2 separate regions of the Mus musculus genome follow, and region 1 is linked to region 2. Evidence: chromatin contacts called from ENCODE Hi-C or POLR2A ChIA-PET data. All regions are on one chromosome and are shown on one strand. The core of a region is the stretch at or near the end of the contact, and the rest is flanking DNA. Distances in the headings are between cores, read along the strand shown. Region 1 holds the start of Jak2 (Janus kinase 2). Region 2 holds the start of Rfx3 (regulatory factor X, 3 (influences HLA class II expression)).

The links. A loop is a pair of places that touch in the nucleus more often than their neighbours do. ChIA-PET counts read pairs that join two places held with the same protein, here RNA polymerase II (POLR2A).
Region 1: a loop to region 2 is called in a map of regulatory T cell, with 8 times the contacts of the local background. The contact joins the promoter of Jak2 here to the promoter of Rfx3 in region 2. A Hi-C loop is called at or near these places in 1 of 37 maps with a recorded cell type or tissue (regulatory T cell). POLR2A ChIA-PET finds 5 or more read pairs at or near these places in 1 of 5 experiments (embryonic stem cell).

What each region holds. Positions count from the first base shown.
Region 1 is chr19:29,250,457-29,253,156 of GRCm38, reverse strand. It overlaps Jak2 (Janus kinase 2), which reads right to left and starts at 1,354. Exons shown (of 25, transcript NM_008413.4): 1 at 1,039-1,354; 2 at 638-720.
Region 2 is chr19:28,009,914-28,012,613 of GRCm38, reverse strand. Rfx3 (regulatory factor X, 3 (influences HLA class II expression)) reads left to right here and starts at 1,448. Exons shown (of 17, transcript NM_011265.3): 1 at 1,448-1,642.

The DNA.
Region 1 (2,700 bases), core at 105-2,604, 1.2 Mb before region 2:
GATGATTCATTTTCAAATCCGCTGGGAACTATATGAGAATATTTGCAGTAAGCCAACAACTCACTCATACAAACCTATTATGAAACCAAAAGCAACCTCCGGCTTCTTTATTCCCACTTCTGTTTCCCTTCTCCGCATTTCTCCTCCTCTCTGTGACACACTCAGCGGCTCGGTCCTTTCATTCAGGGAAAAGGAGTTTCCCCTGATAGACTAGTAACCACCGGAAAGCAATCAACCAACAAAGCAAGCAGGTGAATACAGGAAGCATTCAATGTGGCAGCAGAAACCCAGCAAAAACAACCAATTTGTTCCCTCAACAGGTTATTTCAATTCCTTGAAAATTAAGACTGGGGAGAAAGGGGGAGAAAGAGACGACTTATTGTTTTCCTCTGCAAGACCACACTGTAAAACCAACAAAGACCGCTTCTTTAAGGATCCAAGAGACACAATAAATACCACCCAATTACTCTCCCACAGCAACAGGAAAAGTTCAACACTGCCATTTTCGCAGTAAGCAACAATTAGTCCTGCCGTTGTACACAAGCATCCAGCCTTCTTAGCAGGCACTGGCTCGCAGATCTCAGACACCCTTGTCTTTAACTGCAGCACCCAGGCAGCCCCGAGCGCTAACACCCACCTTCGCGGGAGGGAAAAAAAGGGCCTCTTCTTCTGGGGAGGGAAAACAGTTCACATCTTGTTCCCGTCGCCTGCTTCAGGAACCTAAAAACAGAAGCAGCAAGTCACTAACTCAAAAACCCAGGGCCAATAGATGCTCTCTTTTTTTTTTTCTGCGCTGTTTAGATGACTAGAAAAATGTACAGAAGAATAAGAAAGAGGGGGGGTCGGGTTCTAAGGCACAAGGGGATGCATGCATTTATCAACAGCTAGCCACTCCTTCCTAGGCTGTCGGAAACCCGCAGGTTTTCTAGCTTTGAAGTTCCCTGCCAGTAGCAGGGGGCTAAGGGGAAAGCAGGAGGCGGGATCGCAGGGAGAACCGCTGCCCCCCGCCCCCATCCAGCAGCCAGGGACTGCACCCACCGGCGACACGGGTCGGGCCACACAGGAGCGCCCCGAGGCGCGCAGGATCCGCTCCTCCGAGACGCGTCGGGCGGGCCGAGGTCTAGGGAGCCCCCGGGCCGGGCGCAGGGTCGAGCGGCCGCCAGGCTGGGCCCTCGGGGGCCCTCCCGCGCGGGCTTGGCCCGCACTCACATCCCGCAGCGGCGGACCCGGCAGCCGCCTGCAGCCCTCGCCGGGACGGACGGGCGCCTCCGGAGCCGGGGCCGCGGCCGAGGCGCCGACGCCGCGCGAGCTCGCCCAGAGCGGGGGCCCGCCCAGCCTGTCAGCGCGGCGGGAGGCCGGCGGTGGCCGCTGCTGCCCCCTTTCTGCTCTGCCTCAGCTTCCTGCAGCCCACGCCACGCCCACCGCGCGCCGAGCCCGTCTCCGCCCTCCAGGGGCCGCACGCCGCCTCCGCTCGGCCCCGCGACGCCGGCTCAGCTGCCCTGCTCGGCGGGCTCCGGCGCGGTGCAGCTTCGGGAAAGCGGCCCCGAGCGGCGGAGCGGGGCGTGGGCAAGCCGGCGGGGGTTGGCGGGGGGGCGGAGGCCGGCACGCCCCACTGCGCCTGCGCCGCCCGCGGGGCCGCTCTGCGGGGCTGGGCCGGGACGGGGGAGGCGGCCGCGGGCTCCGGGGAAGCGGAGGCGCGCGTGGAGATTCCCGGGGCAGCCCCCGGGCGAGAGCGCGCGAGGAGGAGGAGGAGCGGGGCGGGTGCGGGTTGGCGCAGCGTGCTTGCGGCCTCGGCTCGCGGAGGAGACGGCTGGGAATGAGTCAGCCCGGCCGGGAAGGCCCCGCTGCGTCCGAGCTGATAGGATTGGCGGCCGCTGCCTCCGCGGAGACTTTCCCCTTCCTGCTTTCGTTTCCACAGGCGGCTCCCTGCCCTAAGCGCTCGGCCCAGGGGACGTGGCACCGTGGACCGGGCGCTGAGACCCAAGTACCTGACTTCAGTTAACCACCACTTCTGCGAAGGGACCGCTTGGAAGAAGAAACGACGTATAGGGTCCCAAAGAGCCACGTTCATTCATTCAAGAATTTGTTCCCTGCTAGGCAAGGGCTCCCAGGAGAGGAGACGAAGGCAGCACCCATTCTGCATGTGCTATTCTCATAGAAGCCAGAAAAGAGGCTTTAAATCTGCACTGCTCTTTGTGTGTGATTGCCAGTAACGGGTACACACACACACACAAAGGTGAGTGGAGATGTTATTTTGAGATGACCAGAAAAGACCTCTTAGAGTGGCATTTGAGCAGAAATGTGAAGGATGAGAACGATCCAGTCCTGGAACTATCTGGTTTCAAGAAAGAAGCTAACAATGAAAAGGATTCTGAAAAGGGAATGTGTTTTAAGGACCAAGAAAGAACCCTCAATGGAAGACAGTAAAAGGAAAGGGGCTAAATAAGAAGACAAAGAAATAACTGGGGTCATTCTGTATAGGGCTTCTTATTTTTTCTCTTAGCCCCAGGTTTGTCAACCGAAATGAAGCATTCACAACACCCACGTCCCCTTATATACGTGACGGATGCTGTTATTCAGATCTTACATCTATTGTTTTTTTTGTTTTTTCCTTTATTTTTGAGTCTGTGAGCCTGGAACTCACAGAAATCCTCCTACCTGCCTGGGGAATGCCGAGATCAAAGGTGTGGGCCACTACAC
Region 2 (2,700 bases), core at 199-2,698:
ACAGAAAGAGAGCTCAGCCTTATTTTAACAGGGAACTCATGCTGGCCCAAATCCCTCATGTGCCGGTGCAAAAATTAAGCCTCAAGAGGAGAACTGACTTCTTAAGGCTCTACTTCCAGTATGTTATTGTCTTGGATAAGCTGCTTAGCTGCAAATGTTGGGAGATTTTGGGTATTGGCGGGCCTGGGGGCACGTGCCTGCTGGACTCCAGTATGAGGAGAATTGGACGAATATGCTTGAACCATGAGGTTTCAGAAGCTGTGCCTTATCAACTCGAGTTTGAGGTGCCAGGTTGTGTGCTAATAATGTTCTCCATGGACAGAAGCCGTTCCCGTGTCCAACACAGCTCAAGAACAAGCTACCCCCAGGCTGTTAAGAAACCGATGCCAGCTAATAGGGCGATTGGTCTAGCTGGGATCCATCCCGTCAACTCTGAAAGGGTAGAGCCCCTTAAGGACCTACCGAGGGCTACTCTGAAAGGTCTAACCCACCCCTGTAGGGACCCTCATCCTCGGAAAGCTCGAATTCCCTTCCCCTTGGCACTTCCTCCCGGTCCTGCAGGGTGCTAACTTGGCGTCTCGGTTCCGCAGGGAGGTAGCGGCCGCGCCGAGCGAGATGGGTCACCGTTCGCGCGCCCAGGCTCTCGCTCCCTAAGATGGCGGCGGGAGCACCGCTCACACCCCGCCGCCCGCGCTCCTCAGGACCCCGCGGCCTCGGGAGGCGCGAGAAAGCGGAATTCGATGGAGGGGAGGGCAAAGCCGAGACCCTGGAGGCCCGCGCCGGCCGCAGAGAGTCTGGGAAAGGGATCACCCGCGAGGCATAAACGACCGACCGGGAAACACCACACTGGCGACCACGGAGAGGGAGGGGAGAAAAAAAAAAAAAAAAAAAAAAAACCTGAGCGGGGCGGGGGGAAGAGAGGAGAGAGAGGGGAGGAGCGCAGCACATCCGGGATATTAGCTGGGGCCGCCCAGGAAATGACGTACGCCCCGGGGTGGAGCCCGCTCTTCAAAGTGGGGTCTGCCTCCGCGGTAGCGCGCGTCTCACACAGTGTTGGCTCCGTCGTCACTCCCCCTCCCCTGGCTTCGCGCTTTTCCTCTCGCGGCTGCGGGGCGGCTGGGCACAGAGCTGGCGGCAGAGGCAGGCGGGGCTCCTTTGACGGAAAGTAGCCCTCGCCTCCAGACCCTCAGCTTTCCCCGGCGTCCTCCGTCCCGTTCCTCCAGGCAGACTCGCCCTGACCCCGGGCCCGCCAAGTCTTAAAGCGCACCTCGGGGGAAAAACCGACGTCGGAATCCCGACCGCAGCCCCCCGCCCGGGCTCCGAGCTGTCAGTCACGGCGCCGAAGCCGCTTCTTCCGGCGCTCTCGGGCCCGCCCTCTCCCCTCCTCCCTCCCCCCCGCCCCTCCCCGCGCGAGTGTCTCCCTCTCCCTCGCTCCCTCTCTCTCTCCCTCTCTCTCTCTTTTGTGAGTTATAGCAACCGTTGCCTTGTGAATCAAGCGCCATAGTCACCGTAGTCCTGGCGACTGTTACCCATCAACAACAACTACTCCTCTCCTCCTCCTCCTCCTCTTCCTCCTCCTCCTCCTCCCCACCACCACCATCTCCATCACCCACCAACAACACCACAATAATCCACAGCCAAGGTGAATATTCTTCGGTCTCTCTACATGTGTGTGGGAGCGTGTGTGTCCGTGCGTGTGTTCGTGTGTGCGAGCGAGCGTGGCTGTGCGGGGTCTCCCTCCTGACACCGGCTGCGGCCGCTTGAGGGGCTCGGTCCCGGGGGCTTGTTTACAATGGACCCGCGCGCGGCGGGCTCGGGGGTGTGGGCGCCGCGCGCCTGCCCGCCCGGCCTCGGCGCTCGGGGATGGAGCGGGAGCCGGGGCTGCGGGGCGAGCGGGCTAGGAAGCCGCCGCTGTCCGTCGCGGGTGTTGGAGCGTCCCCCCCAGGTCCGCGGGCGCCCAGGAGGAGGGGCAGGTGGAGAGAAGGGGCTCGCTTTCTCCCTCTCTCTTTCTTTAATTCGCTGCTTTGCAAAGCTGCCTGGTGGCTGCTGCTTTCCAAATCGAAATAGACAGCAGTGAGCAGGGGGGGTCCCCAAAAGGTGCTGCGCTGTGGTGGTTGTTGTTCACTTGCGGGGCCTTGTTGGGGGTTTTGTTATTTTTATCCTGGTACCTCGGTGAACTTTTCCCGAAGCCCGCTCCCTTCGTTTCGGCCCCTCTGTGCCTGCTGCTGAACGGACTGCACTTATTTGACCATCACTGGCCTCACGGGATTCTTTTTTTTTTTTTTTCTTTTAAAACTGTATTTTTCTTTGTGCTGCAAACAGTCTTAATATCCATTCAGCAGTCTTCTCCCCCCTTCCCCCCATTTGCACACACATTGAAACTAGGGGGCCTCTGCTGCTCTTGAGAGATTTTTTTTTTAAGTCTGTTTCTCTGTTTCTCTTCTCTCCTCTTTCCTCTCTTGTCTCTCCTCTGTCTCCTCTCCCTCTCCTCTCTCTCTCTCCCCCCTCCCCTTTTCGGGTTTGTGTGTGTGTGTGTGTGTGTGTGTGTGTGTGCTTGTGATTTAAACCGGATGCAGGGCATCTGTGCTACTTTGGTTAGTGGCTACTGACAGCGCTTTATCCTTCATGTGGAGATGGGAGGGGTAGTCCTGAGGTTCTGTTTCACTTTGATGCACCTCCCTCCCCACAGGAGAGTGTTAA